2 separate regions of the Homo sapiens genome follow, and region 2 is linked to region 1. A link is a loop called in an ENCODE intact Hi-C map of the cell type or tissue named here. Cell type or tissue: PC-3. All regions are shown on one strand.

Region 1 (2,500 bases):
TCTCGATCTACTATCACATAGGATTTCTCATCAGTTCTTTATCATCCTTACTGTAATGAATATTTGAAATTATGAATGCCTATCTTCAATAGAAAAATTAACAGCAACACTTCTAACTTATTTAATCTTCCTAACAGCCCTAGGGAAATATGTATTATTCTACTTTTACAGCAAAGAAAACTAAAAGCACAAAAAGGTTAAATAACTTGCCCAAGGGTGCACAGATAGTAAGTGGAAGAGATGAAATTTCAAATCTACGCAGCCTCCTACATCATGATGTCATAGCTCCTTTCACAATCTCAAGACTACTAAATAGATTCTCATTTCATTCTCAATCATAAAGACATAAGATGCAGCATTTTAAAATACTGTAGCTTTTAATAAGATAAGAGTCAGGACATAGCAGTCATAAACTAAACAAATGAACTTTGTCCGGGCGCGGTGGCTCACGCCTGTAATCCCAGCACTATGGGAGGCCAACACTATGGGAGGCCAAGGTGAGCGGATCACTTGAGGTCAGGAGTTCGAAACCAGCCTGGCCAGCATGGTGAAACCCCATCTCTACTAAAAATACAGAAATTAGCCGGGTGTGGTGGCAGGTACCTGTAATCCCAACTACTGGGGAGGCTGAGGCAGGAGTATTGCTTGAACCAGGGAGGTGGAGGCTGCAGTGAGCCGAAATTGCACCACTGCACTCCAGCCGAGGTGACAGAGCAAGACTCCGTCTCAAAAAACAAAAAAGAAAGAAAAGAAATGAACTGCAAATAAGAACAATGGCTCAAGTTACAATGGCACTAAAAGAATAAAAATAACCACTGCAATCAACATGCTACATATTTATCCTTAAGCTAGTCCAAGGATCTGGCAGAGTATCTGAACAACAACAACAAAAAAATTAGATAACTACATAATTTAACTAATGCATGGTTAAAAAAATAAAAGTTCTTTACCTGTATGCGTTCTGAGATGAATATTGAGGTAATAATTTGAACGGAAAAACTTTCCACAATAACTACACTCTCTTGAAGATGTAAGATGTTTTATTTTTCCTCCATCATCATTTTTATCTTAAAGGAAAAACAAAAATATTTATATAAGAAGGTAGCTGAAGTACCTGAATAAGGCATGCTGACTTAAATATTCTTGACATAAACATTTTTGGAAAGCATGAAAAAATTCTTTTATATAACATCGGGTTAGAACAAAACGGCTAGACACACACCAAATGCTGTTGGAGGTTGTTTGAAGTTTTAGAGTGTTATAACATGATTTTGTTTTGTTTTTTTCTGGGTACAGCAGAGTACACTATTAAACATTCAGTTCTTCGTTTGCCTTAATCACAAGAAAGATCATTTCATAGACTGAATTGCCCGGGCAGCTTCCGGTTCTCAGTGTCTCTGAGCAGGCAGGATCTGGCAAACTGAAGGTGGACATACATACTGGCGGGAAAAATTATCTTCTTCAGAATAATTTAGAAAAATGAGCCAATTACAAACCGTCAACTTCCCAACCACCAGGGGAAAAATAAGCCGTTTAAGGTTAGGATTAAACAACTGACCACTAGAGGGCAGCAAGCACAACTTAATCTTCAACAGAAAAGAAAGTCTGGCATTGGGCAAGCACCTAGGAAAGTCTGTCAAAATTTAGCAAAGTTTTGGAAAGCAGGCTGTATTGTCCACAAACACTCATGTGGGCGAAAGAGATCTGACAAATGAAAACCTGTCCCCAAATGACAGTGTTTGGCTTTAGTTTCTGCAGGACAATAGGACAATGTGTCTCACGTGCATCAGGAGAAGTTAGAGTCCACTGGAAGGAGGACAGAACTTCAAACACACACCAGCCCTCCAAAAGACAATCAGAGGTGCTGCCGTTAAAATACCACCCCCAAAACACATGAATGTTTAAGTTTTAAATAAATGTCCCCTCACTGTAGATCATATCACTATCCACCTGTAAGACAGACACCCTTGATGATCTATATAGTGTCTAAAGAAAGAAAAAAAAATTTACTTGATCTTCTTAAGTCTTAAAAAAGCCAGGATGATAGTACAATATGATAAATCTAGACTACTAAGATAATATAAGTTTAGGAAAATCAATTCCCCAAATACAGAATGGCCAGCTTTTTTTTCTTACAATCATACCCAAACTAGCTGGGTTTATAACTGGGCGTTGTTGCAATTTCCGACTCCCAACTATGTGTCAGGATTTATGGTATGTTGCGTCATATCCAAAAAGCTATGAAATGCCTTTTCTTTAGAACAAAGGACATGACATTTCCACATCTACCTGGTTCCTGCTCTTTCAAGCATCACCTCTGACTTTACAGTTATATTTTTTAAAGGACTGTGATCTTTTTACAAATAGGCTGTTGAAATTGTCCTTGGGAGGTGGAAGACAGGGGTCAATGAACCATTTTGCAAACAGGGAAATAGTAGCAAAGAAAGGTTAAGCAACTCATAATTGGTCACAAAACAACGCAGTGGTAGAACCAGAACTC
Region 2 (2,500 bases), 160 kb after region 1:
ACATGAAAAGGGAGAGGCTGCTTACAGCCGCCCAGATAAAGTGCTAGGTTGGTGAGGCTTTGCGGGCTAAGTTGGTTATTTCACGCCATGAAAAGCAGACATTTATCTGTTCCCATGGAGATGTGATTTCTACTAGTCAATCAGGCACTGGGGAGGTCAGACAATAGCCAGTGGTTCCCTTTTTCATCTCAAGAGACAGTCCATTCCTGTTCTATTGTAACATTTCACCTACATTTAAAGGAATCTAAATGATCTCTCCGAAATACCTGCAGACGCAGCCATTATATTTTCAAGTGATCAAAATTAGCAGACATTCCAGCTGCCTCAGAGGTAGACGGGGCGTGCCCCCCACCCCCCAGTTTCAGATCATAGGTTGTTCCAGCACCATCCTTATTTGGATAATTTTGGCTTCCACACTTGATCCTTCCCTCCTGAATAAAATAATAAGGTCATAAATTACATGTTAAAATTTGGGGAGTGGGCAGAGGACTTCAAACAGAACATCGCGGGAGCAAGAGAACGCTGCCCAGAAGAGAGCAAAGCCCAGAACTACTGCAAGTTTGATAAACTGTAAACTTTGTTCCCGGTCACAGGACTGGGAACCGCCTGAAAACTGCACATGCAGAAATGATTAGGGCTGTTATTTGATCTTCAGTGTTTGCTATCAATCCCAGAAAGCAGATCATGTCTATTTGCCAAATATGTTTATTTCAGTAGGTGAATTGCAGTGTAAGCACCTAGAAACTAGGATTCACATAAGGACTTTGAAAATGATCTCCGAAGTGTCTCTTTTTCCCGCATCATTTTCACACATGCCTAAGGCAGAAGAAAACGTAACGGGGGTGGGGGGCCTTCTTCGAGCTAATTGAGAAGCAAGAGGCTATTTCCATGGGATCCCATTTGAAAACGCTGTCTGAGAGGCTTTTCCAACTCTCAGAGCATATTTGAGACGCAGACTGTCAAATGTGACTTACACAGAAGGCCGTTCACAGGATGGCAGCGTAACAGAAAACAGCAGACAGGCAAGGCCATTAAGTAACTTCATGCTTGTTAATGGGAGTCACTCAAGTGCAGCTCAACTGCGCAAGGCAGGAAAGTAAACACAAATACGACTCCTGGTTTGCCACAAGCCCGGCCTCTGTAGTGAGAGAGCTGTGACTGCGTTTCCAGCTCCTTGAAGGCAGAGAGACTCCTGCCTTTCGGGGCGGGCGGGCTGGAACAAAGACACCAACGGGGCCACCTCGGAAAGTCTTTTTGAGCAGTTTCAGCAAATAGCATTTAAGGGAAGGGAAAAAAACTCCAATGTACTCAATAAGGTACAGTATAATATCCCATTATTGAGGAGCCAAAAAGCAGGGATTTACCGCAAACGTTTTTGGGAGCTCGATTTCTCTGGAAAGACAGGGCACGCATTTCTCATGTATCGTGGGCCAGTATTTGACCATTTCCTGTGACCATTTCTTTACATAATTTTCTCAGTTTAGTTTTTAAAAATTAAAATAGAAGTCATACCTAATCTCTTTAAAACGTTCAAACAGTATAAAATTAAGGTAAAGGAGTTGAAGTTCCTCATTCCTTTTGCTCACTCCCACGCAGCTCATGATCTCACCAGAGATAGCTAATAACTACTTTTTAACAGTGTGAAACATATTTTCCAGACGTTTTCCATAAAATGCACATATACAAATACACATGCTTTGTTTTAAATACACCACTGGTATCATATTTATAGACACTGTTATACAACTTGCTTTTTTCACTTTGAGTATCGATCATGGACAATTTCCAATGTAGGTATTTTTCTAGTGAGCTATAAATTTTGGGGAACCATGTCATACATGCTCCTGGGGAAAATTCAAATTATAGGGCTTGTGGGGAAGGGTGGGTCTCCCTCCTCCCCCGCAGACAATGACTATTAGCAGTTTGTAGTGTCTCATGCCAGAAATAGTCCACGCATAGATCAGCATATATGCATATCGAACGCTCACACCTTTCTTTGTCTTTACACAAGTATCTTTCAGCTTGCATTTTCCACTTAAATCTCTTGGACAGCACTCTGTGTTAGAAAAACTTGATGTTTTAAGTGGTGGCATAGTATTTCTTTAAATGGTATTCCTTAATGTATTTCACTTGCCCTTTTTCACAGACTTTTTGGTGGCTTTCAGTGTTTGCTTCTACAAACAGTGCTACAATAAGTAGTCTGGTGTGTACCCAGTGATTCTCTGCTCAAACACACTCACTCCTTTCTGAAAGCGACTCCTATTACACCACACCTGTCCTAAAGTTGCTGTAATCCAAAGAAAAATGGATCGAATTAACTTTTTTTTTAAAACGAGGGTTTTAAGCAGAACATTATTAACCCATTAAAAATCTGTGATAATAAACTCGTGCCCTTTCCTGTGGTTTTTAGTCTCTCCTTCAGCTTGAGAGTAAGAGATTCATGAAAATGAAAAGAAAAAGTCTATCCCATCCTCACCTCCTCATCCCCTATCAGCCATGT

Evidence for each region. A loop is a pair of places that touch in the nucleus more often than their neighbours do. Peaks named below come from ENCODE experiments on the same cell type or tissue, not always from the same donor. Only the 100,000 strongest peaks of a DNase experiment are listed, where the experiment ranks them.
Region 2: a loop joins it to region 1, with 2.9 times the contacts of the local background. A loop is called at or near these places in 19 of 110 quality-filtered maps.

What each region holds. Positions count from the first base shown.
Region 1 is chr20:53,577,384-53,579,883 of GRCh38, forward strand. ZNF217 (zinc finger protein 217) reads right to left here. Exons shown (of 6, transcript NM_006526.3): 3 at 951-1,067. Among named protein-coding and RNA genes, the nearest start is that of ZNF217, 15 kb to the right of the region's middle. In PC-3, a CTCF peak has its summit at 1,559 (motif pointing right); DNase peaks (open chromatin) are centred at 1,578 and 2,218; H3K4me3 peaks cover 1,897 bases; H3K27ac peaks cover 1,695 bases.
Region 2 is chr20:53,737,543-53,740,042 of GRCh38, forward strand. It overlaps LOC124904933 (a long non-coding RNA gene), which reads left to right. Exons shown (of 2, transcript XR_007067660.1): 1 at 1-1,316. Among named protein-coding and RNA genes, the nearest start is that of ZNF217, 140 kb to the left of the region's middle. RefSeq lists an enhancer at 1-753. In PC-3, no CTCF peak of the experiment used is centred here; DNase peaks (open chromatin) are centred at 1,099, 1,589, 2,059 and 2,199; H3K4me3 peaks cover 2,500 bases; H3K27ac peaks cover 2,500 bases.